Regions from separate parts of the Homo sapiens genome. Here all the other regions are linked to region 7. Evidence: chromatin loops called from intact Hi-C (ENCODE). Cell type or tissue: heart left ventricle. All regions are shown on one strand.

What was found. Peaks named below come from ENCODE experiments on the same cell type or tissue, not always from the same donor. Only the 100,000 strongest peaks of a DNase experiment are listed, where the experiment ranks them.
Region 1: a loop joins it to region 7, with 5 times the contacts of the local background. A loop is called at or near these places in 20 of 110 quality-filtered maps.
Region 2: it touches region 7 in a loop (4-fold over the local background); 6 of 110 quality-filtered maps call a loop at or near these places.
Region 3: it touches region 7 in a loop (4-fold over the local background); 7 of 110 quality-filtered maps call a loop at or near these places.
Region 4: it touches region 7 in a loop (5-fold over the local background); 9 of 110 quality-filtered maps call a loop at or near these places.
Region 5: a loop joins it to region 7, with 4 times the contacts of the local background. A loop is called at or near these places in 11 of 110 quality-filtered maps.
Region 6: it touches region 7 in a loop (4-fold over the local background); 28 of 110 quality-filtered maps call a loop at or near these places.

What each region holds. Positions count from the first base shown.
Region 1 is chr15:86,741,734-86,745,733 of GRCh38, reverse strand. The region is part of intron 22 of AGBL1 (AGBL carboxypeptidase 1); the gene reads right to left. Among named protein-coding and RNA genes, the nearest start is that of AGBL1-AS1, 430 kb to the right of the region's middle. In heart left ventricle, a CTCF peak has its summit at 2,256 (motif pointing right); no DNase peak of the experiment used is centred here.
Region 2 is chr15:87,603,290-87,607,289 of GRCh38, reverse strand. All of the region lies in intron 1 of LOC102724465 (a long non-coding RNA gene), which reads left to right. Among named protein-coding and RNA genes, the nearest start is that of LINC00052, 28 kb to the right of the region's middle. In heart left ventricle, a CTCF peak has its summit at 2,211; no DNase peak of the experiment used is centred here.
Region 3 is chr15:88,453,236-88,457,235 of GRCh38, reverse strand. No RefSeq gene overlaps it. Among named protein-coding and RNA genes, the nearest start is that of MRPL46, 12 kb to the left of the region's middle. In heart left ventricle, a CTCF peak has its summit at 2,042 (motif pointing right); a DNase peak (open chromatin) is centred at 2,035.
Region 4 is chr15:86,913,742-86,917,741 of GRCh38, reverse strand. AGBL1 (AGBL carboxypeptidase 1) reads right to left here. Exons shown (of 23, transcript NM_001386094.1): 23 at 1,586-4,000. Among named protein-coding and RNA genes, the nearest start is that of AGBL1-AS1, 600 kb to the right of the region's middle. In heart left ventricle, a CTCF peak has its summit at 1,745 (motif pointing left); a DNase peak (open chromatin) is centred at 911; H3K27ac peaks cover 1,175 bases.
Region 5 is chr15:88,272,402-88,276,401 of GRCh38, reverse strand. No RefSeq gene overlaps it. Among named protein-coding and RNA genes, the nearest start is that of NTRK3, 18 kb to the right of the region's middle. RefSeq lists enhancers at 850-1,350, 1,351-1,851. In heart left ventricle, a CTCF peak has its summit at 1,647 (motif pointing right); a DNase peak (open chromatin) is centred at 1,657.
Region 6 is chr15:88,244,989-88,248,988 of GRCh38, reverse strand. The region is part of intron 3 of NTRK3 (neurotrophic receptor tyrosine kinase 3); the gene reads left to right. Among named protein-coding and RNA genes, the nearest start is that of NTRK3-AS1, 5.7 kb to the left of the region's middle. In heart left ventricle, CTCF peaks have their summits at 1,784 and 1,991 (motif pointing right); DNase peaks (open chromatin) are centred at 843 and 2,028.
Region 7 is chr15:86,622,422-86,626,421 of GRCh38, reverse strand. All of the region lies in intron 21 of AGBL1 (AGBL carboxypeptidase 1), which reads right to left. Among named protein-coding and RNA genes, the nearest start is that of AGBL1-AS1, 310 kb to the right of the region's middle. In heart left ventricle, a CTCF peak has its summit at 1,671 (motif pointing left); a DNase peak (open chromatin) is centred at 1,551; H3K27ac peaks cover 218 bases.

The sequences.
Region 1 (4,000 bases), 120 kb before region 7:
CACCAAAGACCTGAGTTACAATTTCGGCTCAGCCTTGGACAATCCATTTTCCCCTTTAGGTCTGTTTCTTCACAGATAAAATCGGGAGGTGGGATTTAAATAAAATTTCTGAAATCTGACATGCACCACGTAGTATTTGAAAATGCCAGGCCCTCAATGCCATCTCCCCTTGACCAAGATTTTGGTCCAAAAAACTGGTTCCTACATAAGGTCCAGAAAAAGACTGAGCCTCTCTGGGCAGTAGTTCCCAGTTCTCTGCACCTCCTTTTTAGACCATTTACTGACAACTTTTCCTGTGGCATAGATGCATGTTTAAAACAACGGACTTTGGGGGTCAGACGGCCCTCAATATAATGTTTCACTTAATATTTTCTATACTTGTGTAATTCAGAGCAGGTCATGTAAACTTACAGCCTCTATATTCCCATTTTTTAAATGGGGATAATAATACCCCTTCTTCAAGGTTAATATATTCAGAAAGATTGGGCACAATGCCCATCACATACTAAGACCTCAGCAAATAGCAATTATTTCTATCAAAATTATCTATATGTTTATTCTTAATATGCCAGGATGTCATTCCTTGAATTAAACATACTCTCTCCTTTGTTTTCACTGGTGTATTTTGGTGCTACATATATAAGAAATGGATCAGCAAACAGCAGTACGTCTACGGAAAGACATACTCTATTACCTTGTCTTCCCCCAGTGGTCCACCTGGTCCCAAACTCTTCCTGGCCCCGCTTTTAGCCCTATCCCTAATAGGTACTTCTCGAGAGAGATCAATGGTTTCAGATGAAGACCAAGAGCAGGATAGAGCTGCTCCGCAGATCAACAGAGGTTTGCAGAATGACACCAATCTGGCACCTGGGTCTAGCACTGAATTCACACCAAAAAATTATAATGAGTTAAAGGCAAAGACAAACAACCCATCTCTCAAAACTATGTATTAACTCAACTGATAGAAAATAACAGCGAGTGAGACATCCTGTGAAAGTGTGATTTTCTCCCATATTAGTCTCAGGACTCAGTGCAAAGAGGGAGGGTGGGAGAAACACGGGGAAGGGAGAGCTGATCTATTTTAACTCCTCCCCCCCTCTGGGGGTGAATGTCTCCCTTCTTGCCTTAGTCTAATGTTGATCTATAAAGAAAGGTGCCTCTGCCCTTTGCTTTCGGAATTGATGGTCTTGGACTCCACTGTTATTGCCCTGATTCCCTGAAAGGTCCCTTGATTTATTCCCTTTATATTAGAAAACCATATCTGCTCATTATCTAGGAAGGTCACTGGGAGGGAGATATTTCTTCCAGCTTCAATAGCAGATCACTTGGCCTTGTTTCATATCTCTGTTGGCACGGCAGGAGCTCTGTGAGAATGGGGTAGGCCGGGACAAACAATAAAGGCAAATTTATTCCTGAGCAGAAAGCACAATGCAAAGACATGGCAGAATATATAAATATGCAAAGCGGGCTCGTCAGCTAGCATCCTTAGTTTCCATTTCCACTTTTATTTCCAAAGCTAATTATTCCTGTCAATAGGAAGTCCTGCCTTAACTAAGGTGGCAGGAAACCGTTAGTCATTGGAAATGTTTGTGTTTTAAACTAGAGTTGAATCTCCCATTTCATTCATTTCTCAGCAAGAATCTGGTCTCAGCTAACATTTGGAAGGGTGGATGCATATGTATCTGTATCCCTTGAAAGTAAATATATATATTTAAATAAGATGGCATTGTTCTAAAAAATATTTTCCCAGAAAATTATGATTTATTTTACTTCTAAGTTATCTTTTCCTAACTTACCCATATCAACTTGTCTTTTCTTTTTGTCAAAAATAAAGATTGTGTGTAGACGTGTGTGTGTTGCGGGGGATGGGGGTGTGTGATCAGATACACTGGAAAGGCCATATTAGGTAGTTAAAGCTAGAACTGGTTAGACTAGGGCAGTCAACATTTCCAACTCATAACCTTTCCAATATTGCTATAAGGTCATTCAGAAGCTCTCAGATATTTTTCAGGGATCATCCGCATCAGAATCCCCTTGGGGTCTTCTTTAGAATACAGATTTCTTGGGCCTACATTAGCCCTCCAGAACCAGCCATTTGGAAAGTGAAACCTGGGAATCTGCACTTTAAAAGCACACTCCTCTAATGGAGGTCCATTGGGTTATTCAGGTAAGAACGCTCCCCAGTGTATGTAAGTGAAGATCCCACATGCACTATGGCCACAACCTTCATCTCACAACCCGACACCAGGGGACGCTCTCTTGCCAGAAGCTCAGCCTACTAAGAGGGGAAAAACAGCCCAGGTGGTTCTGAGAAGCTGTAAGGATGAAAATAGGATGAAGTGGATTTGAAAGATGTTCCCCAGAACCTAGGGGAGTGACAGATTTGATGATAACATTTAACCCCCTTAGGCTCCCCTAGAGTTTCAGTCAGAGAGATATTCTTCCTTCCTTCCATTATAACAAATGTTGGGTCAAAAATAATCGCAAAGTCAATAGCCCACTTAAGTAGATGAATTTTAAGATACGTAAATTACACCTTAATAAAACTATCGAAATAAATAATTTAAAAAAATACTTTTTAAAGAAAAATATAACTTGGGTGTCTTGAGGAGCTATATGTTCAAGTCTTTAACATTGCTGTGACCACGCTCCTTGGGAGTCTTCAAAATGCATCCATTCATCCAGCTTACAATTATTGAGCCCTGCTTTCATCTAGGTGCTACAAAACAAAATACAAATTTTTTGAATAAATTATATATGATACTATTACCCCCACAGCGTCCACAGAATTTATCCATATAACAAGCATTGAAGTATGTTGATTTTCAGTTTGGTTTTCTCATTATTTGCTGAACTAAGCTACCTGTAGGCTTCTGATTCTTTCCAATGCAGAATTTAATTTAGTGACTAACAGACCAAAGCAGAGAGAGCAGCAGGGACTGTTTATTCTGCATAAGGAGACTTGTATTTACCCAGATTCTATCAGAGGAATGAATAGAGCACTGAAGGAAAGAGGTTCTTTTCTGACACTGCTAATGGCAATATTATCAGAGTCCAAGTCCCTCTCTGTGGCAAAATGGGCAAATCCTTGGGAAAGCCACAGCCCTGAGACTGGCCTACGGGGAGGTAACTTGGAGAGGCAGAGGCAATAGGCAGAACATAGGGACAAACAGAAGATGAGGGTAGGTGCTTCTTTTTCCTTCCCTGCATCCCATAATCTGATCTCGTGATACTTCAAGCCCATGGGAACAACAAGCTAAAGAAAGCCTCATTGGTAAATAAGGATAAGGTCAGATTAACAGAGAAACAACTTTTGGCTTTTGCCAAAGTGTGGGTAAAGAAGAGTTTAGTCACTTCTGTCATATATTTCTTGACAAAGGGACTCGACAAAAGCAGAGGGCATTGTTTCATCTGTAACTAATTTTAATCAATCTTCCTCTACAAAATGTCTGGAAAAGCCATGCCGTCTGATTCCATTTGTAGGGGCTCATAAAAAGTACAAAAAGGAAATCCTCTAGGAAAGAAGCTGTGACACAATTGGTCCTTTGCAGTCTGGGTCACGTTTCTTTATGTATGCCCAATAAAAAGAATAGCCATGTCATCAGTGAGTATAGATGGCTCAATGCCTCACTGCTGGTTCAGAGTCACTGCCGGCCTCTCAACCCTCCTCTCCACACAAAAAAGCTTACCCTTCCCTTTCATCATCTTTAGCGTGGCATGGGTTTTAAGCCACTCATAGTTTAAAAAAAAAAAAAACTCCAGTGGATAAAGAGAATTAATATGGACCTAGATCTGAAGAGGAATAGAGAAAAACTGAAATTAACATTTATAAAACATCTACCATATACCAGACACTATCCTAGGCACACTGTATGAATTCTTAAAATAACTCTTAAATGTAAGCATTGTCCTTTTGTTTTGCAGATTGAATAACTAAAACAAGGAGAGGTTAAAAAAAAAATGTCTGCTAGCAAATATTAAAGCTAAATTAGAAACTGGA
Region 2 (4,000 bases), 980 kb before region 7:
TAGTTGGAATAATTGACCCCTTATCACCATTTATCAGAAGCAGCTTTTCCTACCTCTCAGTCTTCCCTTAAAAGGAAGGGCCTGCCACTCAGGCCTTCCAGTTCTCTAAGCAAGAAAAGCAAAGTCCCTGGAGATGATAAACTGTTCCAAAAGCTTCAGCCCTCACATGCCTGCTTCCCTCTTTGTGAGTGTAGAGAAGAATGAGAAGCAGCCCATTAATTCAGCAGTAATACAGTGTTTTCCTTTGCAATGTCCTTGATTTTATTTTGTAGTGATTCTTCAACATCACAGGTTAAAGAGGTACGTTTGCTATGGGATGTCTCTAGGCAAATCGAGTGAGCAAAACTATTTAGTCCCCTCCTCTTTGTCCTTACTGAATCTCTTCCTTTTCCTTTAACACCACTAGATCCTCCGATTTCCTCTCTAGGCTCCACTCTCTCAGTTTGCCTTAGCGTATGCATCTGATGGGTTCTAGTACCTGGCATTGGCTTATGGCCAGCTTTTCAAACACATCTATCATTCTCAGTGCTCTGATGAGACACATAGGGCAGGTATCATCATCATCATCAACATCATCTTATAAAATCTCGATCATTTTACAGTTATGAAAACTGAGACCAAAGTAATTGGGATAAATTAATCAAAATGCAAATTCAGACTTCCGATCCAGATTTTTTCCTCATTGATTTCCTTCATCTTTAATGCTGAAGGCAGAGATGGCAAATATATGGCGTTCTTGTAGCCACTTTCTACTCTGGTACCCACTATAACTGTTCTAGTTTTCTTGTTCCTTCCTAAAGTGCCTTGGATGGCTTAGAAACACTTGTAATATTGTTCTGGATAATCACTATCAATTGAACAAAGATGGCAAGTAAATTAACACACAATTTTCACTCTTAGCCGAGGTCAGAACTTCCCAAGTGATACTGGAAGTAAGAATTCTACAGAGCAAAGGCTTTCAAATGTCATAGGATGACTTAGTTGGAGGAGCATCAGGGGCAAATGCAAGGGAACTAATTTGTTTTTTGAGATGGAGTTTCACTTTTGTCATCCAGGCTGGAGTGCAATGGCCTGATCTCGGCTCACTGCAACCTCCGCCTCCCAGGTTCAAGTGATTCTCCTGCCTCAGCCTCCAGAATAGCTGGGATTACAGGTACCCACCACCATGTCTGGCTAATTTTTGTATTTATAGTAGAGATGGGGTTTCACCAGTTTGGCCAGGTTAGTCTTGAACTCCTGACCTCAGGTGATCCACCCCTCTTGGCCTCCCAAAGTGCTGGGATTACAGGCGTGAGCCACTGTGCCTGGCTACAAGGGAACTAATTTTAATGAGTGCCTATGATTTTTGTAGACTTCGTGTTAATTCTGCTTATAACCTATTGAGATAAGCAATGTTATTTCTGGTTTTCAGTTGAGGAAACTGAGGCTTAGCGTTGAAGTCACTTACCCAGACATGGAGTCAAGCAAGAGATGGAGTCTGAATTAGAGGCAACATCTGAGCCAGAAGCTCTGCCATAAATCTGCCCTCACCCACTCTCTTCCCAGCCCTTCAAACTGAACTTCTTTTCATCTTATTGTAATAGCATGCATCTCAACATTAAAAGAGAACAGCTATAGAAAAAAAATATGGGGCAGAGAAAAGAGATAAGTACAGTCACAATGTCAGGATTTGTTGTTTGTGATCTTGTGTATAAAGGTATGAAGCCAGAATTAGCTCTTTTTTCCCCAAGAACTGTGTGTGTTTAAGTATTATCCTGCACAAGTATGTAAATTTTTAAAACCCATTTCTCAATCCTTTTTCTATTTCCTTGAAGATACCCTTATAATACCATGCATGTGTGTGTGTGACAATTTTCCCTTTGCTGCTCTGCAGTTAGTGGATCAGGATCAACGATTGTGGCAGGAGGAAGAGGAGGAATAGAAAAGAATATCAAAGGCTGTATCAGCCGCCCAGTATTGATTAAACACTTTCTGTGTATCTTCCATTGTTCTAGGCACTGTGGGCACCACAGAGAGTGTAAGACAGGGTCACTTCTTTCTGAGACATTATAATGAGCTTAATTTCAAAGACCTTAATATCTGGTAGAAAAAAATAATGTCTGAATTAGGAAAGTAATAGAATCACAAAAAGCTAGGAGTTGAAAGGGACTTTATATTACTTGCCGCTGCATCCCTCACTGATGGATGAAGATGAAATTGTATTTTTGCGGCTTCACCGACAGGGGGCTCATGCTCCCTTGTAGTGGCACATCTTTACTCCATCACTTGTGCCTGATGACCCTAGTTCTGCTGTCAGGGCAGCTTAGTAAACGTCTCTTTCTTCTCATAAGAATGCCTGATAGATTAGAGGGTGGCTACTATCTCTTCCCTTAGCTGCTTTTTTTCTATCTACTCTTTCTGCAACCATTTCTGTGGTCATGTTTCAGAAACTTCACCATCCCTCCTCTGGATCCCCCCTAGTTAGTGTTAACAAGACTACTGAGAAAGAAGTATTGGGTTAAGAGAGACTTCATTTCTTTGTGCAGTTTGCAAACCAAAAATTTGATAAAGACTTCAGTACAAAACAAAGATGCATTCCCAGAGAACAAAGAGAGGGTTATGTTTTATAGAAAAAGTTCCCACATGGGCCCACTTATGCAAATGAGGGATGCACACTTGCTTAGTCCTGATTGATTGATGCTCATTGACTTCTGATTGGTGGATGCAGGTCACAGCCTATAGTTTGATTCAGGCAGCATAAACAGAAAAAGACAACTTTGAAAGTCCCAAAGTTATGTGTGTGTGGGTTTTCCTGGGATGCTGAGTACCTGTGTGACCTTTCTTCAGCAAATGGCTGCTTGGTTGTATTTTACATTTAGGCCCAGTTCGCCACTCAGGATCCATCTTTAAGGATTCACTCTTTTAGAGTTTATGTTGGCCAGAATCCTCCTTAAATATGATTGAGGGAAACAAGTGTAATCCTCCAAGATTGGCTGACTCGGGTAGAAGATGCTGCACCATTTTTCCAGCTCTGAACACTCTGCCTCTTTTATTGCGGGCTAAGTTTGTGGTAATATTTTAGCAGCTGCAGAATACCATTGGCACCCATTAAATGCATGCTGGTAAGCTTCAAATTATTTCCTTGGGGATGGATGTCAGGTTAAAGGCATTTTAGGGTAATTTTAAAGTATTTTAAGGAAGTTAGTCATCAAACTTGAGTGCTAATTCTGGTTTTACTACTATTTGGCTGTGAATCCTTGGGCAAGTCCCGTTTTCTGGGCTTCAAGTTAATATCCCTGTTAAATAAGGCAATTGAACTATTAATATATGATCTTTCAAGTCTCATATACTATTAAATTTCTGAGCGAAGGCTAAATTCCATCTCCTGTAAGAACAATTGCATTTTCGAACCCACATGCAAAATTTCACATTTGCCCCATTACGTTTGTCCCATTTATTCCAGAATGTTTTGGCCCAGGTTTCCAAGCTTTTAAGAACTTTTTGAATTACAAGCCCATAACTGAATGCATTGACTCTTGTGCTTCACAATGTTTCATTGGTAACAGATCAGCTGTTTAAGAAGCTCTTTTAGAATATTGTCTGACCAACTTCCTTCCTGATCTTGACTCTTTTCAACCTGGATTTCTCAACTCAGCCTATTCTTTGCTACCAATACTCCTTAGTTTATTAGCTGGCACTTTCTAGAACCTACCCTTTGCTGTTTTTGAGAAATTATGATTAAAATTATGTCTTTAGTCTTCAGGCTTATCTCCTTTTCACCCTTCTCAGTTCCTCAGAGTTCCCTGATTAAAATTTCGCACGTCTACAAATTCTTGATTCATGTGTGATAAACATTTTGTCATTTAACTTTTGGCTGTCCAGCATTCAGTTCTTGTTTTTGAAGAGTTCCCTTGTTGCACATATTAGTGGTAGATTGCAGTACCACACACCTTCCATAATGGAAGTCAAAGTGAGAGCTCTCTCCTCTCAGCACCACAGCCAGTATAGAAGTGCACTCCCT
Region 3 (4,000 bases), 1.8 Mb before region 7:
AGGATAATTAGTTGTTAATCTGGCTCCTATACAGGTCAAATATCCCTTATCTGAAATGCTTGGGAGCAGAAGTGTTTTCAGATTTCAGGTTTTTTTGGATTTTGGGATATTTGCATTATACATAATGAGATATCTTGGGAATGGGACCCAAATCTAAACATGAAATTCATTTATGTTTTATATACATCTTATACACAGATTACCCGAAGGTAATTTTATACAATATTTTAAATAATTTTGTGCATGAAACAAAATTTGTGTTAAGTACTTGATGTGTGGAGTTTTCCACCTGTGGTGTCATTGAGGCCCTCAAAAAGTTTTGGAGTTTGGAGCCTTTTGGATTTTGGGGTTAGGAATGTTCATCCGTACCTACTGGGCTTCAGAAACTGTGTGCAGATTAGCTCCTTTCCCCATGAGCACTGGACTTGGGGTCAGAAAACCTGGATTTGAGTTTTTATGACCTCAGTTAAGTTACTGTTACTGTTGATGACAGCGTAGTGACTCCTGAGTGCCAAGAGCCTTGTGAGTGCCCTTACTTACAAGCTACGTTGTTATTTAAACCAGCAGGGCAGGCATCTTTATCCCTATTTTATACATGAGAAATAAACTCAAGTTAGTTAGCTTACTTAGAGTTACTTCCTAGTAAGAAGTGGGGCCAGAATTCGAACCTAGACCTGTATACAAAGGTAGTTCTTAACTTTTCTTAACTTTACCTTTCTCATCTATAAAATGAAGATGATACTTCTTCTCAGGTAATGTGGTAAGTTATGCGAGAGTACTTAGCACCATGTGTGGCTTGTTATAAACACTCAGCAAATGTTTCCCTCCTTCCAACATACTTAGGCTCCTGAATTCTGCTCCTTCATTTAGCTGTAACATCTTTAGCTTTTACAACTCCCATTCTCACCTTTTCTAAGTTATACATTGTGGCAACCAAGCATTTCTGACCTATTTGGAAAGGGATGTGAGTAACTTGGACATTAATGGTTTCCATCCATTAATGCCACACACAATGGATGTATGGCAGGTAAGTCCCATAGCCAGCCTCATCCAGCTGGTTGGGCATGTTAGCTCTGTCCCACCCTGGGCCAGGAAATCCAGAGCCACTGTTAGGCACAGGCTTATGGGCACTAAAAACAGAAAGGATTTGCTGACCCGTTCTATTACCCCAACAGGGGAAAAGGAGTGCCGCTGAAAGGTCAGCAACCCAATTATTGAAAGCTCACAGATCGCTAAGCTTCAAACACACATAGCAAGATAAAGCCTGTTTGCCTGAAATCTCAGGGTAGCCTCAGCCCCTACCCTTCTCCGCTTTATTTTCTAGAAGCACATCGAGCCTGGATTATGGCCAGTTACTTTAGGCTATCAGTCGCCTTTCACCTGTCTTGGCATTTTGGTGCTTAAAACAGGAAGCGAAGGAGGAAAGTGTTCTCTCTGTGGTCAGAATAGGTGCTGTTAAAGGCTCAGGAATAGGTCCAGATAGCTGAATCACTGCTGTAGCTGAGGGGCTGGGGCTGGAAGGTCCCCTGCAAGTCAGGAGATAGGCACTGCCAGGGAGGGTCTTACTAGCCTAGAGCAAGACATAGGTGCACATGTGCACGCATACATCCCAGCTACCCTACTAAGCCACTCTGAAGTGGGCCTGAGAAGCCGGCCCCAGGTTTTATTCAGAGGCTTTGGCAGTACAAACAGAGCATTGATTGCCCAAGTGTCAGATACCAGGCCCCAAGTAGCTGCTGAGTGGCTAAGGTGGGTGGGGGAGAGAGACTCCCAGGTTCTCCTTTGGCCCAGTAGGGGAAAACTGTCCTAATGTAGTCAGATGAGGGCACTGAGGCTAGGGCTTTTGGGAATGACAGGGCTAATAGACAAAGTTGAGAACACCCTGGGCCTAAGGGGATTGGGACACACCTCCAGGTCAGAAAGCCTTGGGGTAGATCAGGCTGAGAAAAGGAGAGAGAGGATATCCCCAGACCGAGAAACCAGATGGCAGCCCAGAGTGGAAGGCGGGGCTTTATGACAGCTGGAGCGGGCTCATACGCATGAGCACCACAAGGTGGCAGGGTTTGCCTGGCATCTGCTCTTCCAGAAGTAGGCTGTCTCTGGAAACCTTCACGAAACCTGGAAACCTTCTGGAAACCTGCCTGGCCTTAGGCTGCTGCCCTTGGAGAAGCTTCGTATCTCAGGCTGAGCAGAGTCCCCAGCACCCAGTCTCCTGGGGTTAAGCAGCAGCCAGAAGCTTGCTGGCAGCCAACCAGGACAGATGTGGGGCACTCATGGCCATCCACCCCCATGCATCAGCTCCAGGGAGTGTCACAGATGGACGCCATGCCCTTGGGAGGGGAGGGCACCCAGACTGCCATGTGTTAGGACCACTTCATGTAGCCTTGTGCTAGGCCTGCATGTCCACAACATAATCTGACTCACCTAAGAATTACGTTGGTCTTGTGTGGCATTTTTAGATCCATAGACAAGCTTGGAGAGGGGAGGAGACCCTGTGAAGGTCTCAGTCAATGCTTGGTAGAGCCAGGATTTGAACCCAGAGCTATGTGATTCTAAAGCCATCCATTGTCCCATGCTGCCTGGACCCCTGCCTTTGTATCATGGAATTCCTGAACTGGTCATGGAGGAGCAATCTACTGCAGGCTCATGGACCCCTTGGAAAGCCTGAACTGGGGTGATTTGTGAGAATATGAAGAGGATTGACATGGAGAACAGTGAGGCTGAAGGGATTGGAATTATTTGAACTTGGAGAAGGGAATGGTGAGAGTCATGGTTTTTGAGTGTGTATATTACTTACACAGAGGATGTCCATTAGTCATCTTGGTCTGAATTAGAGGAAGTAAGCAAGCGTTAAAATGCAACAGTAGGAATTTTGAGAAGTTACACATGGGAAGAGTTCCTTGACATTTAGGATTATTAAATATTAAAGTGAGTTTTTATTTGAAGATGCTACTTCTTAGTACAAAAATCAACAGTTAAAGCACAATTTGGGAAAGCTAATTGGTAACAGTGGGTAAGAATCTCCATGAGTATTAAAAATAAAACAAGAACAAATGCCATTAAAAATAAGGTCAGTTCTGAGTAGTCCAATAGATTAGTCTTTTTCAGTTTGTCAATCACCTCACCACATTTTCTACAAGACGGTAAATCTTGATGACAAGGAAAAACCTCAAATAAAGAGAATTCTTGAAACATCCCAGTTAACCCTTCAACAAATATTTGTGGAGGAGGTTGCTTTACAGCCAAGCACTGGGAATAAAATGGAGACCAAAATACTCTTGGCCAACATCCTCAGTTTAGTGCTGAGGGTGGTGGGGGAACCCTGCCTGTCAACAAGCCAAAGGGAGCTGTGCTGTGCACCAACCCTGTGAGGGCCTCAGAGCAGGCCTCAGAATAGAGGGGAGAGAGCCAGGGAATAGAAGAGAGTAGGAATCACGTGCACAAAGCCCAGAGAGGCCTGGAAGAAGCTCTGTGGGGCTGGAGGGCAGTGCATATGGGAATTATTTTACAGTGTTTTAGGTTCTTAACTGTCCAAGACAGCTTAAGAGTAGTTTTGTCTGAAGGCAAGAGAATGAGTTCCATGATGCCTTGTGCAGAATCACATCTAACCTGAGGGCTGGATTCTAAAGTCACTGTATAGGTCACAAATAATCTATGACTAAAGTTACCATGGAAATATCCTTTAGAAAGGTAACACATTGGTGACTGGCCAGGTCTCTCCGGGAATCTAACATGGCCAGTGTTTCTTCTAGAGGTGGAACCAATCATGATTTATTTGGAGGAGCACAAGATTAACCAGTTGGCTTGTGTTTCGGGGCCATGATGTATAAAATACTAAGATTCCTATCCCTGTCCTTGAAGGGCTGTTGACTGCAGGTCTGTGCCCCATCCCTTAGAGGCTTGAATGGAGCGGGCTGGGAGAATATGAAGAGGATTCTGAATTACACCAAATATGAGATGTTTGCACAAAGACAGACATTCGAGGTCCTAGATGGAGTCA
Region 4 (4,000 bases), 290 kb before region 7:
ATCTTTGGTACCATCTAATGCACAGCAGAGCAGCTTTTCATCCCTCACCCCGACATTTGCATATCCCCAAATTCAAGAAACCGCCTCACTAAAGGAAGTCTCCAACTGCTTTGAATCTCTACGCTTCGCAATGACAAGGCCTGGAACAAGGTTGTAGAGGTGATCCGCATATGTTTACTTGCCCTGTGGCTGCTGCTAGGTCACTGCTGTCTGTCTCCTTGCATGTTGCATGTAACTGTACAGTGGCCGGAACATTCAGTGTGCTCAGTAATAATGAGCTCCCTTTCCCTAACCCTCTTGCACACATCCTCCCCTAAATGACCAGATTTGAAAGTCATTTTGATTGAAATCCTGAGTGTGTGCAAAGAGCCTAGGAGGAAGCTGGGCCCCAAATGCTGAGAGACAAGGTCGATGAGGGCAGTTGGCCCAGGCCCAGGCAGAGGCCAGGGACAGGAGAGGGACTGTGAAAGAACTCTCTCTGAACAACCAACAAAGAGTCAGTGAGGAGTGGGTGGACCAACTGCACAGTGGGGAGGAAACGAGCCTGAGAGAGCAGCCACGCCTCTCCCCCATCTTCTCTATCTTCTCCCAGGGTGGCATCAAACTCCCCCTTCCAACAGCACTTTAAACACCAGTGCAGCACCTAGCAGGCCAAACCATGTGGATGAAAACAAATTAGATTCTTCCCTGCCCCACCCCAGCTGAAGTTTGCTGACTCAATTCATTCCCCCTCCTTTAGGTCTTCCTGTTTATGTTGTCATTTTGTTTTATTATTTATTTTTAGCCCTGATTTCGGAAGCTTTTATTCTGCTGGGCATTGGCAGGATATCAACGGCACTGCTCTGCTCTGTGCTCTGAATAGATCATTGTGCAGGCCTGGCCTCGGTCCCTGCAGAGACAGAACGCTAGTGTGAGCCACCTCACGCTGCCTCTTCACCGGCCTGGCCAGCCCCGGGCCTGCTGGTGTTCTCTGCAGGCCCCGCCAGCACAGCATTCATGTTCATGAATATTAGAAATAGAAGTGAGGTTAGATTTCGTGTGGTCCAGCCCTTCACCCTCCAATGGAGAAACTGAGACCCAGAGGAAAGGGTCAGCCCAAAGCCATATATTGAAGTAACCGAGCCAGAGCCTAAACCTTGGACTCTCAACTTCTGTTATAATGTTCTATTCCATATGCTACGGAATCACTTAAAGAACAAAACCATCATTTCCTAAATTACACAATAGGTGAAGACCAGAGTGCCTGATCCATTTTTATTATTTACATATTTTTTCTGGACTCTGGATGTACTTACATTCACACACACACACACAAACACACACACACAAAGTCCAGGACATCAATAGGAACTCCTTTCATCGTTCTCACAGGTTATTCTCTGTTATTTTTTCTTCTTTAAAAAATTTAAAAAAAAATTGCTGTGAGCTGGTAGCAGCAACCTGGTGCGGCTTGCCTCCTTGGACAGGCTGCAGCAGCAATGAAGCAAGGGACACGCTTCAGTTCCCAGGACAATGGTCTCTTTGACTGGGAATATACCAAACCAGAATTACAAGTGTGCAAGAATAAACAAGGCTGGAGTCAATCTAAAGTTGTTTTACACTCTGTTTTATTAAAGTCAATGCATTTCCGTTCCTATGTGCCCAGCTTAGGCTTGCTTAATTATAGACACCCGGGGTGAATGCTAATGTAGACAGGACAGTCGGTGATTGGAAAACAAGGCCCTTTTCTGACCTCTACAGGCCATTTGGAGGAAACAAGAAATTGCTTCTGGAAAATTACCGACCAGGAGGCACCGCAAACGGGGCTGAGGGAGGTTTCTCCTGGACGCCTCCTTGAAGCTCTGAGTTGGCTGGACTCACGTGTGTCCTGCTTTCCTGCAGCTCTGCTCTCCATGCGTAAGAGGTTACTGAGGCAACGGGTAGGAGGTCATTCTCAGGAGACCGTTCTAACAGAAATTAAGATCTCAACCATTCAACACATATTTATGGAAGTCCCACCACATCTTGGGCACGATGCTAGGCTCTCAGGATGTAGCAGTGAACAAAATTGTCTTTGTTCTCCAAGATATTACAGTCTTGGTGCAGTGGGGCGGTGGGGGGGAGGTGAAGAGGGGACAGCAAAGTCCACAGGCAATGCCATACAACAAAAGCTGTGACTGGGTTTCTCCAAGATGACAGTAGGAACTCAGAATCAGATCATGGGAGACTTCTTGGAGGAGCCTACATTTAAGCACATAATGGATAGATCTAGGCACATGGATGGAAGAAGAGGGAACAGAAGAGTAAGGTGCTTTCTGAGAATTGAAAGTAAGTTTTTATGACTTTAACAGGGGCTGATGTCAAGAGAAGAGACCAGAAAATTACGTAGTGGCTGGATCTGAAAAGGCTCAAGCACTAGGTCCTGTCTGCATTTTATCCTTAAGACCATGGGAGGTCACTGACAAATTATAAACTGCGAAAGTAGAAGCCGGTTTTCCTTCCTAATACTATCAGGCTGCACAGGGATGAAAGGGTTGGAAAGGAAGCACAACCAAAGGTGAGAAGAGTGGTAAGAAAACTTGAAGTCCAGGTGAGAACAGTGTTACCGAGTCTGATTCTTAGCTTTGGACTCCAACCAAAGCTAAGATTCACACTCAACAACATTGCAGATTCATCTATTTAGTGAAGATCTGAGTACCTGCCTCGGCCAGACAGTGAGCTCTGCATCTGGCACACAAATAAATCAAACAACGCCGGTTTACTATCGGCATAATCAAGTTTAGGAATTTGGAGGTAGAGATTTTGTTGGGAGGAGATTTTGACTTTGAACCTGTTGAGTTTGAAAAGGAGCAGGAAGTTATGCAGAAATGGCCAGTAGGAGTTACTTGTATTTGAGTCAAGGATCTACAAGAACAACACACTTTCCTAGAAATGGAGACTTGCTCCATAACCTCTCAGAGGGCCCTTAGGGGTCTTTGAAGAAAGATGTTTTTCCTTGGAGAGCAAGTTTAAGAGTCCGATTGCCTGAGTTAAGGTTGTGATCTGCTACTTACTACCTGTATCATCTTAGGCTAGCCCTTAAATTCTTAATGCCCTCATTTATAAAGTGAGCATAACAACAGAGTTTAGCTCGTTGGGCTGAAGTTTTAGGCTTAAACATGATGACACCTGCGATGGTCTTAGACTATTATAGATACTAAGTGTTGCTAATTACCACGTTAGCTGTAACTGTGTTATGGTTCATATTCACCTCCTCTGGGGAAGTGGAGGGAGCATGAGTTAGGAAGTCAGATTTCCCCGGGAACAGATTCCAGCTCTATCATTTACTAAACGTGTCTCTTTAAGTATGGGTGCACTTCATTTTTAAAATGGCAATCATAATGTCCATTTATCCCACAGAGCTGGTACTGAGAGTGAAATGAGTCACTTATGTGATTGTCTGAGCAGAGCAGAAACACAGGCAGATTTTTCCTCCTCTAATACCTCCCAAAATAACTTCCTCTTCAGAATGAAGTGTGGGTGGGGTCTGGTTGATAGTCTTCTACCCCAGGACATTCATTCATTTAACCCCCATACCCTGGATGTTTGGATGGCAGACCTGTCGGCTTCTCTGCTTCCTGTCCCGTCCCACAGCCAGTAGAGACAATTGAACTCAATGCCATGTCTTGCCCTGCCCTTCAAGACCAGGGCTACACTCAGACACTTTAACTGAATAGCTCCAAATAATTATGCTTAAGTGTTACTTATTTTGCCAGGAGCTGGTCATAATACTTGTCTGATACCAAGAAATCATTTTAACCCCATAAGAGCCTAGAGACTATAAAAGATCATTGAAATCCCCCCATGTAGAATCATCTTTGCTTCAGCCTTTTTATTTACTTTTAGACAGAGTACAGGGTCTCACTCTGCCACCTAGGCAGGAGTGCAGTTGTGCGATCACGACTCACCGTAGCCTCAACCTTCCACTTCCAGGCTCAGGTGATCCTCCTGCCTCAGCCTCCCTAGTAGCTGGGACTACAGG
Region 5 (4,000 bases), 1.6 Mb before region 7:
CAGACCTTCTGGATCAGCATGTCTAGGGATGGGGCCCAGCAATCTGTGTTTTAACAAGCCCTCCAGGTGGTTTTCATGCATAGTGAAGTTTGAGAAGCACTAATTTAGGGCTGAATGCTTGGAAAGCCCCAGCTCCCTTTCTAATACCTGCCAACCCCATCACCTGGAGCTTTGGAGAGCCAGGGTTTTGGAAGATGGACCCAACTTCCTTCTGGGTCTCTGCACTAGTCTTGCTGTCCACCTCTCAGGCAGAGAAGGCAAAACTGGCCTTGGCTGGTGTTCCTCGCACACCCCCATAGCAGGCATCAGGCTGTGGGAAGTTCTGAATAATGAATGCTGCAGAGAGGGGTGCTGGCTTTTTCCGTTCACTCACTGAGCGCCTTCCCTAGTGGGTGGGGTGCACAGTCATCACCCACCCCAAGAGCAATCTTCTCCGGGTGAGAACAGGCCCCTGCCCCCGCCTTTCCTCCCTCACCCACGGAGGCTGGGAGCTGGCTGGGGGAGGCTGCTGAGCCATGCCTTAGAATTTATTCCAAGCAAGGGGATGCAGCGTGCTCAGCGACGAAGCCGTCAAGGTCTTGGTTTTTGTTTTTTCCTAGCCAATATTTATTGAGCTTATCTTCCAGGTACTGGGCTAAGTGGTTTGTGTGCTTACTCTTTACAACAGTTCGATGAGGTGGTTTCGCCATCCTTATTTTTCAGAGGAGCGCAAGGCTCAGAGATGTTAAGTGACTCGCCCAAGTCAACAGCTGGTGTGTCTGATTCCAAAGCCCAAAATTTTACCTGAAGCTCCATGTGCTTCTCCATGGGCCCCTGTTTGTAGCCCCTGAAAAAGGAGGGAGCGTGGACTATCAGGGATGTCAGCTTCTGCCAGTGCCCAGGAAGCTATCTTTTAAGCAGAAATCCCTGAGCCAGTGATTCAAAATTGAAGGATGCTTAATTGCAATTTAATCTTACATCAGGAACTCTATATGTGATTCATGTAATATCAGCTTATGCTGAAACCCTCACCTCTGTTCCTTCTCCCTTTGTCTCTTTCCAGTCTTCATGGCTGTCTCCCGACTAAGACGAGCTGGAGCTGAGCTGGGCACCAAGAAGGGTGTGTCCTGGCTCCAGCTGCAGTGCTGGGAGCAGCCCTGGGCAAGTGCCGCTCGTGGAGGTCAGAGGGCTGGGAGGAGCTGCCTGGAAGCACCTGGGTACAAGAAGGGTGACATTGTCTAGGATGAGGGCAGCCTCAGCACCTGACCTGCTGGGGCCGGAATGTGACTCCTTTCTGGGACCTCAGGTCCTTCTCCAGGAAGATTCCATAGAACCCTCCAGCATCTTCCGTGTCTCCACTGCTTGGTTCTGACTGTCATTCACTGTGCTGCTGTCCCTTTTTGACCTCTTTCTCAGGCCCCATCCTGCTCCGCCCTCTCAGCCTGCCCCTCAGGCTCCAGGGCACAGATTCTGTCCCTGTGTCTGCCTGCTCCAGCTGGCTTTGTGGCCTCTTGTTTCCTTCAGAGTGTCTGTGTCACCTTTGAAGTTTGCCCTCTGCCCTTGGGTGGCGAGATGGGGCTCCAGGGTGATAATCAGGGTGTGAAGGGATGCAGCATCCAGGCAAGGCGTGACTGCAGGAGCCCTGGGGGAGAGGTGGCAGCTGGACCTTTGCTTTTCCTTCCGTGGCCAGTAGGTGGTGCTAGATGCCAGCCAAGGCCCATCTGGGGCCTTGGATGTGCAAACTGCAGCCCTCACTTGCAGCAAAGGGCTCAGCTTGCCACCCAGCTCTTTTGGGAGAGATGTAAGGAAACACAGACTTGCACGCTGATTCAGGACACTGGAGGGGATGGGAGAACTCAGTAGTTTCTCTTCACTCAGGCTTGTGGCCCTTATAGGTTTGTTCCCCACTAGGAATTGGAAACAGGTTGAAAAGAGAACCTACCTTACCTTTTCCTCCCCAAGGAGATTGGAGGAACTGGATTACAGGCACTTGTTTCCACCTTTGCCCAAATATCATCTCTTCCAAGCAGGGGTTGACCCTTGCCTGTGGGCGCTCATGACAAGTTTTATTAATGCTTCACCACACTGGGGGCACATTATACGTGACAGAAGCACTGTTTCCATGGCTGCCTTCCTCAGTAGACTGTCAGCTCCTGGAGGTCATTTTATAATCACTTCTGTATCCCCAGTGCCTACTCAAGGCCTGGCGCATAGCATGTGCTCAATAAATGAGTTAGCAAGTGAATGAGTCAATGGAGAGATGAGCTCAATAGTTTCTACTGGCTGTAAAGAGAATGTGCTATCTTTCTGTTTGGAGATCTTTAAGTACAGAGGTAGTCCCTCTGCTTAAGGATTTTAGGGATGGCCCAGTGGAAAGGATGAACATTGAAGCCTTCTTGAGGCCAATGCCGAATTCAGAACTTCACACATATATATGGAAGGTGCTTATTTTCCTTTCATTTGATGAACATTCACTGCATGCCCACAGTGGACCAGGTACATCTTTCTAAGTCAAGAAACTTCCTCATGTCTGCAAAGAAATCTTCCCATATCTACAAAGAAGAGGAATGACATATAGCCTGGACACTGGAGCTCAGGGACTTTGGACTTAGCTTCCAGGCATGCAGAGCTCGGGAAAATGGTTGGACTTTTGGGGTTGACCAGTCAGAAAATAAAAAAGGAGCTCTGTTGGGCAGGACCTGGGCTGCTGGGCTCAGTGTGCAGAGAGAGGGGATGTTATCTAGGCAGGGAAATGAACAAGCATTGAAGTAACCTGGTTGGCGGGGGCGGGGGGTGGGGGGGGGCGTTTGTTCCTCTAAAACTATTTTTCCCTGCCTAAGACTCAAACTCTAAAGAATGTGCAGTTTTATTGAGAATAAGCAGGCTAATCAGATGTGCAGCTGACATGGAATTGGGAAGGGTTAGGTAATTCTGAGGATCCCTAAAGATCTGTACAGACAAGGATGGAGGGATGAGTCAACAAGGCACCGTGTAACAGGGATAAAAGTAAAGTTCTGCCCCAAAAGCCAACTGGATTTAGGAGGCATGGCTTTAGAGTTATGAAGACTCTAGGGCTTCTTAATGATACGAGTTAGCCATGGAATGGGAGGGCCACAACAATAAATTAGTGTTGCAAGAGTGTTTAGAATAAGGGTCTGAGCTGCAGTCGGCTCTGGTTAACCACTCTTGGAAGGTTCCATTCAGTTCTAGGGAACTTTATAAGGATTCAATGAACATCAGTTTGTGTTGAAACCCTGATGCCTGTTCCTTCCCCCTTTGTCTCTTTCCAATCCTTATTGCTATCTCCCAACTAAGAAGAGCCAGAAGAGCTGTCTTTTAATACATATGATGTACTGAAGCAAACACTGAGGGAACAAGCCCAGCAAGGCGAAGACTCAAAACCAGCTCATAAGAGAAACCATTGAAGGAACCAGAGCTCATTACCCTGGAGAAAACAAGGCATGGGGCACGTGAGACTCAAAGGAGTGATTCTACTTGTGTTGAGATGACTCGGTGAGCAGACTTGACATGTCTGCGGCAGATGAGTTCCCCTGGGAATTTGCAAGCCCAGGATGGGGGTCGAGTTTGAAGCCCCTGTGTTTCCTTTTGGGCCTCTGAGACCAAGAGCAAGTCTCTCTCTATCTCTCTGCACCTCTAAGCTTCCTCAGGGACTGCTTAGCCATAATGTCAAGTAGCTGTAAGGGTCTGTGGCCTCACAGCTCTGCCTCTCCTGTTGGCCCTGTGGTGCCGCACTCAAGCCTCTTGCTGAGCCTGGGGCTGTGGATTGAGCTGGCTCCTCTTGAGTCTCTGGGAGAGAACCAGGAGTAGCAGAGCTGATGTGCTTATGGCTCTCAGAGATGGGGCAGCTCAGGCTCGAAGGCTTCTGCTGCTCTCCTCTTGCTCCCTCCTCTGCAAAGACTTGGGGTTCAAATCCTAGCTGTGTGATCTTGGGTAAGTCAGATGACCTCCCAGAGCCTCAGCATGGGCACTTGCTGGGTTAATTTCAAGATTCATTAATCTT
Region 6 (4,000 bases), 1.6 Mb before region 7:
TCCTCCTCTGGGTCTCAATTTCCTTATCTATAAGAAATGGATAATAATAACAACTACATTATGTAAGCACCCTGTTGAAGTTCAGTGCCCTGGGTCATGTCTGGCTAAGAGAAATCTGTCTATACATAACTAGTGACAGCTAGCATCTACTGAGTACATGATAACAATCGTTAGCGTTTCTGAAACACTTACTATGTTCTAGACACTGTGCCAAGCACTCTAAGGCTAATACCTCATTGCAGCCTCACATCAACCCCAATAAGATAAGTACTATTATTAGCCTCATTTTCCAGATGGGGAAACTGAGTGCAGAGAAGGAACTTAACTCACTTAATTTCATGCAGCCAGTAAATGGGAAAGCAGTCTGGCATTTAAATATTAAGCTATACTGCCTATGCTCTTTTGCAATACTCTTATGCATACTAGCATACACATATATATGCACACATGCACACACACACACACACACACAAATATATTACTATTAAGTTAAAAATAAATAAAAGAGTTGATGTAAAAGTCTAGGAGAATCATTTAGTTTACAACATTTCAGTTACTTGGGTGGGAGTTACCCTGGCTGGGATATAAGGGGAAGGCACATAGGATAATTATGGGTGTAGTATTGGCCAAACAGTGTGGCCAACACTGTCCCAGGCAGGCCTCTTAGTAGTGGGGGAGGCTTTTGGTCTCTCCTTCTGACCTGTTCCCAACAGGGAGTTTCTCCTGAAGTTGTGTCTCAGCCACACCCTCTTCCCAGGCCTCCTCATCCACCCCATGATGTCCTGGCCTCTGAGGTCAGGTCAGCCCGCAGCAGAACAGGTGCCAGCTGAGGCTGGCTGAGATTCAGAAAGCTGGTGGCTGGGTCCCAGCCAGCTCCTCTCTGGGCTGAGCCGTGGTCAGCAGGACTATGCCCCTGGTGCTCATGGCCAGCGAGAGCCTGGATGGGAGAGCAGAGGGCTGAGTGGCTTCTCCCAGGTAGAGCTTTGGGGTGCCAGGAGCATTTCTGGGTGCAGAGCAAAAGGGGGGTGTCTAAAGCGCTGGGCAGCTGGAGCTGGAAGCTGATGTTTAGAGCTTCTTTCTGCGTCCTTCCCTGGTCCTCTCCACAATAAGCAGCCTTTATCCCCCCGCGACCTTACCCCGCCTCTCTACCTTCATTGCTCATGGAAGCTCCATCTCTCTCTCCATAGGGATGAGCTCTTAGTGTGGGAGACAGATACAACTTTCTTCTGTGAAACAGCCGAAACTGTGGGGCAGGGTTTGGTGCATTTTCCACGTTTGCTGCTTCTTGGCTGTGTGAGCTTGCTTCATGATCGCTCAGCCACTGGCCTCGCACTTCTGAGAGCTGAGGTCATGGAACTCTCCAGCCCGGCACCCCCGTAGGGTCACTGTCATGTTCAGACCTATGCAATGATGTATTCGCTAGGCTCTGTAAATAATTGGGCACCACGTTGGTTATTTCCTTTTCTAGACTACTGGGAAGATTTCTGAGTTAGAGAGAAGATCAAGACTTTGAACCATAAATTACTAGATCTGGAAAGGGCCTCAGAAAATGTTGGGGCCAAACACTGTTTTACAGAGAAAGAACTTAGGAATCAAGAGAGGTGAATTGATTTGGCCCAATCGCCCAGTGAGTTCCTGGCACAAGGCAGCCCAGAACGAAGGGCCCTGCCTCGCTAGCTGGTGTGGGTCTCCATCCGCCTGTTGGTGTCTGCTCTGGGACTGAGGGGTTCGGGCTTTTACAGGCAGGCGGGGAAAGGAGCTCTTAGAGTGCTGCAGAGAAGAGGAGAACACGAAGGGAGCAATAGTAGCTTCGAAGTCCTAAACCCGGCTACCTGCCGCGGGAAACAGGGCTGCGTGCGTGTATCTGGGGGAGTCTTGGCACAGGCACAAGTGCGTCTCTTCTGTGTTCTGTGCACATCGTGTCTGAGGTCTCTGTAAACAGACCTTAAAAGATTTTGGCTTCCCTCTGCGGCTACACTCCTGGTGGCCACCAGAGGGCAGTGTGGCGCACGAGACGGTCCTGGGCTGATGGCTTCCCAGGGCGGGAGCCGGGCGTGTGGCGCTAGCCTGGTGAGAAGTGCACTGTCAGCCCTGGCTTTCAGAGCATTTCCTGAGCCAGGGCTGAGCAGAGAGGTCAGCTCTCCTCTATGAGGGGCATCTCTCCGCCGAGATGACCCTGCTTCCATTGTATCTCTGCAGTCCAGGGATGTGAGACTCCAGGACCCGGACTTTCTGACTCATGAGCCTTTGGCTTCCTGGGAAGGAGGTGGCTGGGCGAGTGCATTGGATGGAGGAAAGCCACCTGGTGTGCTCTCCTTCCAGCCTTCTCTCAGCAGCAGCAGGAGAGATCAGCACATTTGCACAGAGGGTAATGGGGTGAATGCATGGAAGGTAGCCCAGGAAGACCCACAGGCTTAATAGAGAAGTTGACAGATAGTTTCACTGTGGGGCTAGTATCATGGAGGAAGCGAGCTTTATACAGGCTCTCAGGCTGTCTGATGCCCTGGCTGAAGTGTGGGGGAATCTCTCCCCTCTCCCTGCCCCCACCAACCCAAGCTTGGAAATTACCGGACGACAAGTAGTGCTCAGAAAATAGCAGGTCCTGGCATTGACTAGAGATGAGAGCTTGGCGCCTTCTCTTAACCTCTGCAGATCCCGTGTCTGCTTTAGGAGATAACCATACACAGAGGTGGCTACGAAAGTGCCTTGCAAACCAGGGCCATGGGCCCTGCCTGGACTGGCTGGTTTTGACAGTGCTTCTGAGAGTATCGTTGGCTCGTCTGTCTGTTCCAGGCAGTCTTGTATTTGAGCAGGTGCTGTCTTGTTCCATGCACAAATGAGTGTCCTCCTACTAACAAGGTTATCAGCTTTAGAGACAGGGTCTGCTGCTTTTGGGGTGGGTGTGGAGCTCTCTGGTCTGGGGCCTGTGACTCTTTCTTGAGGGTCTGCTCCCAGCTTCCTGACCTGGGGCTGCAGGCAGTGTTCTCTCTGTTGTGGTCCATCTTTCCCCACTTCCTTATTTCTGATAGCTTTTCAAATCTGGTCCACTGAAGAGAAGGAAAGAAGCTGACATTATCCCTTCTACTGGGCCAGAGATCATTTACATATACAACCCTAATTATTTATGGCAACGACTAAATGAAGCTTTAGATCATGACTCTGCCTCTTACATCCTGAGACCCTGGGCTGGCTACTTGACCTTGTTGATCCTCAGTTTTCTCATATGAAAATAATAAACATAAGGCAGGACTATTATAAGATTTCAATGAGCACGTGTGTGTGTGTGTGTGTAAAACTATTTTCTCTGTCTTCCTATTACTACACCCCAGAACCTCATCCCCACAAGCATAGATACTTTTTATAGCCCTCATCTGTTCTTCTTGCTTCCAGTCTCTCCGCCTCTAGCTCATTTTCCACACCCTAACAGATTAATCTTCTAATCCAGGGTATTTGGTTAGACCAATTCCTGCATCCCGAACTTTTCATGGTCCCTTTGTCTGAGAGGTGGCATGGTGTAGTGGGAAGAGTAGAGGCTTCTTTGGTCAAAAAACTCAGTTTAAATCCTGGCTCTGCCCTGGTATAGGCTTAGGCACATTACTTAACTTTTCTGAGCCTCAGTTTCCTCATCTGAAAAATCTGGTTAGCTATACCCATCTAATAGAGAGGTTGTGAGGGTTGAATGAGATTATGGTAGGTGCCTGGCATGTGATGGCTCCACAGAAGCCAAGCTGGTGAGCAGTCCACAGGAGTCTGTAAGAGGTGATGGGCAGTGACATTTCCAGGTCCTTGAAGAATGGGATTAGAGGAAGTTGCATGAGGGAACTAGCATGTGGACAAAGCTGACGGAGGCAAGAGAAGGACTAAGATGGCATGTATTTGGAAAAAGGGACACAGTGGCTGAGGTACATGCCTTCCACAGGGACAGGGAGATTGTTATGGCTCCTGCTAAGGGACTCCTTTGGAATACCAAGTGTCAGAGTGTCCCAGGCAAAGCCTTTAA
Region 7 (4,000 bases):
TGTTTGGTTCTCTGTTACCGCATTAGTTTGCTAGGGATAATGACCTCCAGCTCCATCCATGTTCCTGCAAAGGACATGGTCTCGTTCTTTTTCACAGCTGCATGGTATTCCATGGTGTATATATACCACATTTTCTTTATCCAGTTTATCGTTGATGGGCATTTAGGTGGATTCCATGTCTTTGCTATTGTGAATAGTGCTGCAATGAACACACGTATGCATGTGTCTATATGATAGAATGATTTATATTCCTTTGGGTATATACTCAGTAATGGGATTGCTGGGTCGAACGGTATTTCTGTCTTTAGGACTTTGAGGAATTGCTACACTGTCTTCCACAATCAAATGCAACCCTTTTTTTCCTGACTTCTGTTCATGCATCTCTTTCTTCCAGCTAGCTCATCCTTTGTGTTATTACCTGTTGATACTCTACTATTCTTTATGACTCAATTGAAACTTTCTCCTTGGTGCCTTCCAAGTTCCACCAATGGGATACAGCTTCTTCATTCGATTCTTGATTGAATCCTGCAGTACTTTGCTTGTCTTTTTCCTGGCTTTTTCTTGCTTTTATTTGCATTCGGATATTGGCATGGCTGGATTCTCAGCTGCCTCTAGGGTTGCATGTCTTTTGCTGCCCTGAACAATAACTTTTTCAGGGGAGAAACTTAATAAATATTGGTTGAGTATTATTAAAATGTGTTTCTCTTCTGTTTATCCTTTACCTGCCATTCTTGACCCATTTTGCTACTACCATTTGATTCACAAATATCCCTTAGCTTCTATCCCAAAGATCCAGAATTTACTTTTTATGAGACTTATTCAAATATATTCTCTGTGTCTTTCATCTCATCATGTCTGAAACTCAGTTCCCAGGAGTCACAAAACATTTGTGTGTAGTTTGTAAATGAACACCCCAATTACAGTGGGATTAATCTGGACAGATCTGGATTAAAATGTCTCCTCTGTATTCTCTTTTGATTACCTTCTTTTAGTCTCACAGGCCCTCAGTTTCTGTGTTTGTAAAAAAAAAAAAAAACAAAAACAAAAAAAAAAAAACGCTAATTTCTTCTACCTTGGAGGCTGTCAGAGCCAAAAAAAGAGAAAGTAATTGAAATGTCTAACCAAATAAGACATGGCCAATCCTTCATTAATGTTCAGAAGTTGAAAGGATCCACCTTCATTTTACAGATTGGGAAACTGAGGCCCATCTCTGTGGATTCAGTGGCTGAAGGTCCCCAACTTGAAGGAGGCAGAGCCGACACTAAAATCATTGTCTCTTGACCCCCTGCCTGGTCCTTCTCCAAATAAATGATGCAGATCCTTCCAGGAACAAACCTGGTCGAATGACTGGAGGTCTATGAGGGAGCCGGTGCTGCGTGGGTGTGGGGCTGTCACCAGTCCTTCATCTCACTCACGGGCACTGCCAAAATGTCGATCCCCTCCGTTAGACCAAGAGCCACACAGAGCCTGGTAAGCAGCTCTGAAGGCATTCTGTCAGGCCCTGGCAGCCGTGACATTCTAGATGATTTTTGAGCAGCTGGGCTGACTCAGGGCTGACTCACTTGGCAATGTGGGCAGGAGAGGGAACGACAAGCTGCTGGTGTCTGACCTTTCAGACCTTGTCTCCCTCCTGAGTTTGTAGAGGAGTCCCTGGGGCAGTTGTGACACCCTGTGGCCAGGTCAGCTCATCACAGCACAGTGTCCCTTAATAAAGAGTGCACTGGGCATTTGCTGGGGAAGAAAGGGTGCTCTCCTGAGTTAGTGGATTATTCCTCCTTTTGGCTGCAGCTCAGGCTCACTGCTCCTCCACTGTCTAGCACCACTTCCAGCCTTAATTAAATTTATGTGCAGCCTTTTGGGCCTTAATTGAGAATACCTTCCAAGAAAGTAGATATGAAGAACTGAAAAAGTGAAGGCCACAGGAAATGACTCAGAATCGATATTGAACACTTCTGGAGGACAGAGGATATGTCTTCCATTCCACAGAGCCCTTACTCAAACCATGGCACTGTATACTGTAGGTGCTCAATAAATGTTACTGCATGTTGAATGTGTTCCATGCCCAATAGCTTGACCAAAAGGCTAATAAGTGTCACATGCTGTTGTATTACATTTGATCTATCAATATCAGCTAGACTCATACTTTTAACATTCAATTCACTTGCTCTTGATTGTGACTTCCCAATAATGAGAACTAGAATATTATTACCTTTCTAAGCCTGCCTAGAGAAGTTTAGAAGAATTTGACAGGCATGCTCTGACATAGGACAATTCATTATAGGACAATTAGATGATGCTATTCACACATGTGTGTGCTTCTTTGACTTTCCATGCTTTTGTTTAGCTTTTCTTCACTCAGTATCCCTTCCTCCCATTCCTCTCAATCTCTATTCTTTCTCTTATGGAAAGGCCCCTAGTTTTATTTTTTATGCTTGCTTTTATTCTTTGAGAAAATAGTTTTTAATGAAAGTATTTAGCACAGCAGTGTCAGACTAGAATGAGATTGCATCTAATTGTGCCTCTTCTAGGTGAACTGTGCAGCAAAGCCCACCAGAATTTAATTTCAGGTGAATAGACAGTAAAATCCACAGAAGTGTATGCACTGATTTAACAGGATTTGGAATTATTGTAAAATTATTTAGAAAATCACTGTCATGTCATTTGTGTTGGAGGAACAGGATTTCGAATTATTGCAAAATTATTTAGAAAAGCACTATCATGTCATTTGTGCTGGAGGAACTGACAGGGTGAAATGCATCTCTTGTCATATACTGGTTCCTAGAAGTATCTCAGAGTATTACTGTCTGCTTCTATCAGATAACAAAAATAAAATAAAGAGAGCAAGAACAAGCATCCAGAGCTGGTGACATTCCTGTGGTTGGAGGACAGTTTGGGTAGTGAACAAAGAGAATGGCAGTAGAGAGAACCTAGAGTTGGAAAACGAGGCAAAAGTTCTGCATATCCTAGACAGCTGTACCAGTGTCTGGAGAACCAGCCACAGTGGTCTCAATTCACACTGCAGACTGCCCTTCTGAATCACAGCTAGCAGTAGCTGTTGCCCTCAAACCCTGTGCTCTGCCAGCCACACTGGATCCCATCCAGCATTTATGATGGCCCCATCCCAACCCTGGCCAACCAGGCTCTACATGATTGAGCTCCTGCCTTCCTCCAAACCCGTCCCCATACCCCACTGCCTTACACACCCTGACTGTCCTGCTTTGCACTTGCGATTCCTTCTCTCTAGAACAGGGGTCCCCACCTGATACCGCTGCATGGCCTGTTAGGCAGGAGGTAAGTGGAGGGTGAGAGAGTGAAGCTTCATCTGTATTTACAGGCACCTCCCATCGCTTGCATTACTGCTGGAGCACTATCTCCCGTCAGATCAGTGGTGGCATTAGATTCTCATAGGCGTGCGAACCCTATTGTGAACTGTGCACTTGAGGGATCTAGGCTGCACTGCATGCTCCTTTTGAGAATCTAATGCTTGATGATCTGTCACTGTCTCTCATCACCTCCAGACGGGACTGTCTAGTTACAGGAAAATGAGTTCAGGGCTCCCACTGATTCTACATTATGGTGAGTTGTATAATTGTTTCATAATATATTACAATGTAATATTAATAAAAATAAAGTACACGGTAAACAGTGCCCTTGAATCATCCTGAAAGTATGCCCCACCCGTAGTCTGTGGAAAAATTGTCCTCTGTGAAACCAGTCCCTGGTGCCAAAATGGTTGAGGATTGCTGGTCTAGAACGTGTGTCCCCCAGTCCCTTGCATGGGATGACCCCTCACTTTATCCAGAACTTGCCTTAAATGTTACCTTCCCAAAGGTCATCATTTCTCCTGCCATTCAAAGTGCTCCATCTTTTCATCCTGTTTCATTTGTCTCTATTTTATTTACTATTACTTGAAATTATATTTCATAGTTTTGTGTTATTGTCGATTTTATATCTTTCCATGATGACTGGTCACTGGTCTCTTTTGGTCAGTGTTTAGTAC